Linked DNA regions of Mus musculus: region 2 is linked to region 1. A link is a contact called in ENCODE Hi-C or POLR2A ChIA-PET data. All regions are on one chromosome and are shown on one strand. Each heading gives the region's core, a stretch centred on a gene start or an enhancer-like site at or near the end of the contact. The rest is flanking DNA. Distances are from core to core; before and after follow the strand shown. Region 1 holds the start of B230208H11Rik (RIKEN cDNA B230208H11 gene). Region 2 holds the start of Stx11 (syntaxin 11).

Evidence for each region. A loop is a pair of places that touch in the nucleus more often than their neighbours do. ChIA-PET counts read pairs that join two places held with the same protein, here RNA polymerase II (POLR2A).
Region 2: a map of heart shows a loop between it and region 1 (4-fold over the local background). The contact joins the promoter of Stx11 here to the promoter of B230208H11Rik in region 1. A Hi-C loop is called at or near these places in 9 of 37 maps with a recorded cell type or tissue (T-helper 17 cell, T-helper 2 cell, adrenal gland and 2 more). POLR2A ChIA-PET finds 5 or more read pairs at or near these places in 4 of 5 experiments (Patski and embryonic stem cell).

Annotation. Positions count from the first base shown.
Region 1 is chr10:12,921,705-12,924,404 of GRCm38, forward strand. It overlaps B230208H11Rik (RIKEN cDNA B230208H11 gene), which reads right to left and starts at 1,423. Exons shown (of 3, transcript NR_038028.1): 1 at 870-1,423; 2 at 1-13. n-TLtaa3 (a tRNA gene) reads right to left here and starts at 949; the gene lies at 867-949.
Region 2 is chr10:12,962,870-12,965,569 of GRCm38, forward strand. Stx11 (syntaxin 11) reads right to left here and starts at 1,390. Exons shown (of 3, transcript NM_029075.1): 1 at 1,131-1,390.

The DNA.
Region 1 (2,700 bases), core at 173-2,672:
TAACTGAATGGACCTGAGGAACACGTGAAAATAAATGATCAATGGTAATAACCAACGTTTCCGAGGTTTTATGATTGTAGAGAGGGGTTTATTTAATCAGTGTCTCAACTTATTCAAAAGGCTGGGGAGTTCCTTGAGCCACGCCTACAAAATGTGTTTAAGATCTTGGACTGCTTTGATAAAAAACACTTTTGGAGAGAATAGGGTGGCACACGCCTTTAATCCCAGCACTTGGGAGGTAGAGGCAGGAGGATTTCTGAGAGTTCGAGGCCAGCCTGGCCTACAAAGTGAGTTCCAGGACAGCCAGGGCTACACGGAGAAACCCTGTCTCGAGAAACCAAAAACCAAACCAAACCAAACCAAACCAAAACAAAAAAACCCAAAGAAAATAGGAGAAGATAAAAATCGAAAATATTTCAAATTCTGGGTCTTCATGGTCAAATGGTACATTTTTGAAAGACTGCATGTGAACACGTTAAACTTTGAGGGGGGGGGAAATGAAAAGAAAGGAAAGAAAGAAAACAAAGGGAAAGGAAGAAAAAAGAAGGGGGTGGGGAGCGGACAGAGGAAAGGCAAAAGCGGACTTGTTTTTTTTTTTTTTTTTTTTTTCTTTTTTCTTCTGTGCAAAAGTACTTTTGCAAAAAGTTAGCCAATACCAGACCTCTCCGGGGAGCCTCTTCCCGCCTGGCTCAGGTCGGTTCCTGGAGACACGGTCGCTTCACTGCGGGAAATTGGGCTGCCTTGTAGCAGCGCCCTATTAAGGATTAAAGAACATTTCTTTCAACTGAAATAAGACTTCTAAATTTCCAAAAGCTCTGGACCTAAAAACAACTGACAGACCGCGGCAAGGAACAAAACAGCAACTTTACCAGGAGTGGGGTTCGAACCCACGCAGACATATGTCCATTGGATCTTAAGTCCAACGCCTTAACCACTCGGCCATCCTGGTGCAGGCGTGCTCTCTTCTCTTTGCTGTTCCTACAAAGCTCACAATACCGTCCTCATTTTCCCCAGTTACTCGAGGATGCTTCTGCGCAGGCTGCGCGGCGCTTTCCCGACCCGGCTACAGAGACTCGGAGACTGCCGCCGGGGTTTCGCGCCGCCGCCGCCGCCGCCGCTCACTGTCGCCCCGAGATCTCGGCGGCAGCGAAGGAACTGCAGGAGCAGAGAGCGGGACAGAGCTCTGGGCCGGCGGGCGCCGGCTCTCCTTGCTCACTGTAGGTGCGCGGGCGCGACAAACAAACTCCACAGCTAACTTCTGGGCTCCGGAGCGGAGGTGGGAGGGGTCCCTCGGGCGGTGTAGGCACGGGTCCGCAGGGCAACCATCAGTGTGTTTCTTCTAAATCGAATAGGTTCCCGGGGCCCGGCACCTGTGCGCGCGCGGCTTTCCTTCCTCGCCAGTGTTACCACATGCCGGAAGGAGGTTCCGGAGAAAGAGGAGGTTCCGGAGAAAGCTGTGTGGTCAGGGCAGTGTGGCCCAATCCCCCACCCCCTCCCTGGTTGTGTAGACACTGTCCCCTTTGCTCTGCTTCAAATGCAGGGTCAAGACCTCCTGGATTCCTGCCACCCCTACAGCTCCCCTAGAGGGCAAACTCTTGTTTTAACTTGTCTCCTGTTTTAGCTCCCCTTTTGTTGTTGGGACAAAACACCCACAACAAAAAGCAATTTAGGGTACAGCGGTTTATTTGCATTACTTCGGCTGTTCCTCAAAACCTTGGCTCTACCCCAGGGTTCAGGCTAGGTGTTTCTGCAGCTGCAGGCAGGGAGCTGGTGGCTGAGCCTTGCTCTGGCTGTCCCACCTTGTCCCTCTCCCCTAACCCACCCCCATGTTTGGTTTATACAGGTCTGGTGGCTTCAGTCTTTGACTGTAAACCTAGGATGCACTGTTTCACAAAGTGCCCCACTGTTTCAGACCTCCCAGTGGCTCCCTCAAACATTTTCTCAGTTTCACTGTAATGATCCAACTGCTCTACCATCTCTCACAGCTCTGTGACCCCCAGGGAACACCCAGCTTTTGGTTCTCTTGAGTCCTGGTTAAGTCTGACCGGACTCCTTACGAAGGAACTCTACTCTAGCATCCAGACAGCTCCTGTCTATCTCCCAATGGCGGGAACTCCACTGACCTTTGCCTGACCATGTTCCTCAATAGTACCTTTAGGGCATCCAGGGTAAGCACTCAGAGAAGTACACCAGAGAGCCTAGGTCCTCAGGCCTTGTTCTCTGTGCGGACACTGTGCTAGAGTCTGGAGGCAGCCTGTGGAATGTAACATGGGGTCAGTAACATGGGGTGATTACCTCACCAGGTGATCAGAGAGAGGCCTGAAGCTGCACGCAATGGGTGTTAAATGCAAATGAGAACATGAGAACATGTGCACTCTATAACCCAAGCATTGCTCTAAGCTCCCTACACACAGTTTTGTCTAGCTTGATTTTTTTTTTTTTTTTTTTTTGAGATAGGGTCTCACTATGTAGCTCTGGCTGTCCTGGAACTCTCTATATAGACCAGGCTGTCCTTAAACTCACAGAGACCTGTCTGTCTCTGCCTCCTAAATGTCAGGGTTAAAGGCTTAGAGTGAGTACCACTCTTCAGGGGCTCGGTTAATTTTCTTAATAACTGTAATGTAGGCGTTCCTATCCTCATTTTGAATGAGGCCATAGAGATCTCTTGCAGACTTGCTCAACTAAAGGAAGCCCCCTGCC
Region 2 (2,700 bases), core at 140-2,639, 41 kb after region 1:
TCTAAGGCTGACCTCAGCTCAGCCAGGATATGCAGTTATTCCTGTCTCTACTGAGCTCCTAGATAGGGAAGTCTATTTCTTAGAGCCTTTATCCAGCCTCAGGGAGACTCAGCATCTTAATGTCTGGCTCCAGCAACCATCTACTTTCTTCAAAAGCTTCTATATGTTTTTTTTTAAGGCACTAATTTGGTAAAAATAAACTTTCTGAAATATTTTAAATTTCAGAGTAACTTACAATCACTTCATTAAATGTCCAGTTTCTACCAACTAGTGAAAACAACAGCCAAATGGTTATTGGATAAAGAAATTAATTTTCTCTTCAGCTTCTGTGGGAAAGCACATGATTTTAAGGGTTTATCTCAGATCAGCCTAGTGACCCTAGCTGGCATGTTGTCCCATCAGGCGCTCTAGGAAACTGAAAACTTGAATAGTTACTTCCTAGGCCGCCTGCCCCAGTTTGACAGTACCAGACTGAATCTTCGGTCTTATTCAAAGTACAGGAATCCAACCTCACTTTTCAAAAGCGTATTAACAAAGCCTTGCAATTGTAGTAGACTTGTGACTCATTTGTGGATACCCGTGTAGAAACAACAGCTCCTCCCTCTGCTGAGAAATGGCTCTAATAAGTGTGAGAGTCACAGGAAGTAAAACGCAGGTCTCAGCTGATGTTCGCGGAGCCAAAGAAGCCAACAGAATTCCGTGGTGTGGTTCTCTAAGCAAAGCCATCAGATCGGTTTCCTAAAACAAACTACCCCAAATCCTCCGTGGGAGCTGTTTCAACGCGGTATCAGTGTTCCTGTATTTCCTGGCTCCTGAGTCATACTGTCAAGTTCAAGTGGAGAAGTGTCCATTCTGATGTGTTAGAGAAAGTGGCGACCGAACTGAATAAAACACCTCCATTAAATAAAAACAACAAAAATTCAAAACAGAAGTTGCCTCAGGAAGCTTCAGAGTCAGTCTACATTTCTGAAGCACTTCTGATAACGCATTATATTCTTAAACATAAAAAAAAAAAAAAAAAAAAAAAAAAAAAAAAAAAAAAAAAAAAAGCTCTCGGCTCTAGGTGAGAAACCCAAAGCCTCGTCCTGAAGGTACCTAGAGGCACAGAGGGAACCACACCCCAAACCCACCTGCAGCTGCGCAGCATCCCTGCCAGCGCGGTCCACCACTCCAGCCAACCCCGAACCTGGGTCCCCGATGTCGAAAGAGTTAGAGAGCTAAGCAGACTCGCGGGACAAAACGAACCGTGATCCTGCGGGGCGCTGATCCAGCGTCCGGACGCCGGGAGGACACCGCGGCGTGTCCCCGCGGCTCTGCCCCCTCCGCTTCTTGCTGGCCCGGGCTGCGCTTCTCAGCCGGGGTCCGAGCCCTGAGCCGCAGGGCCGCGTCTGGTGCTGCTGGCTCCGCCCCTGCCGCGCTGAGGCTGCACAGCTGGGGACCAGGGCCCCGCCCCGGGGACGCCCTCGGCTAGGCGCGCAGCTTCCCGTCCCGACTGGGGTCGCCACGCTGCGGGTTGCTGGGAACCTAAGCACGAGCCTTCTTCCCCTCCTGTGCACCCCGAGATGCTGCGGGCGACGGTGTGGACCACCCGGGAACTTGCTCTTTCTTCTTCCTTGCTCTGGGATGGAGAGATGGGCGGGGCGGGATCCATCGGACTTTCCGCGGGAAAACCCCTCAGCGCGGATGACTTTTGCAGTCCAGAGTAGTTCCGAAACTAGGGCACTAGAAACCGTTTCTGAGCGTGGGTGTGGCTGCGCCAGCGGGGACCCGCACGACTGCCTAACCCGAGGTTGTGGACCACGTAGACACTGAGCCCCGCCTTCCACTAGCCCCTTCCTGCCTGCTGTCAGTGGGACACCCACAGGAGTATTGCCACGACCTTGTCCTCGTTGCCTGGCACCCTACTGGGGGCTCAGAAACAGAAAAGGGGCATTCTGGCTAGGGGGTGGGAAACCGCTGGACAAACAAGGTAGAAGGCTAGCCATCAAGAAACAAAGAAAGTATGAGAGGAGGGGCTGGAGAGATGGCTCAGTGGTTAAGAGCGCTGACTGCTCTTCTAAAGGTCCTGAGTTCAAATCCCAGCAACCACATGGTGGCTCACAGTGGCTCACAACATCCATAATGAAATCTGACGCCCTTCTCTGGTGTATCTGAAAGACACAGCTACAGTGTACTTACATATAATAATAAATAATATTTAATAAATCTTAAAAAAAGAACACAGGAAGAAAGAAAGATGATATGCATTGATAGGAAGCCACCGCCAGAAGAATTTGAGGAACAAGGTGTTACGGTAACCCAAAGTTATCCATCTAATGTGAAATGACCGATGAATCGATCTACTAATGTAAGGCCAGGTAAGGCCAGAAAGACAAATCTCCGGGGCAGAGCAACTTCAGGCAACTTAAGCAGAAACTCCACTTTCATGGAAAAGAAGCTTGTCTCTGCACTCTAAGTGTGGGCCAGCCTGCTCCTCACCTCAACAGAGGACTGTATGGAAAGGAGACGGAAAGTAGTTTTTACCACACACAGAGCAGCCACACAGTTCACCCAATACACAAGGTCAGATACTTAAAGCCAGGTAAAGGTAACACTTTATCCTTGGGGCCTTTCTCCTCCATGCCCCAGCCTTCTGTTTTGTTTTGCTTTTCATTTGTTTTGTTTTGTTTTTTTGAGTCAGGGTTTCTCTGTGTAGTCCTG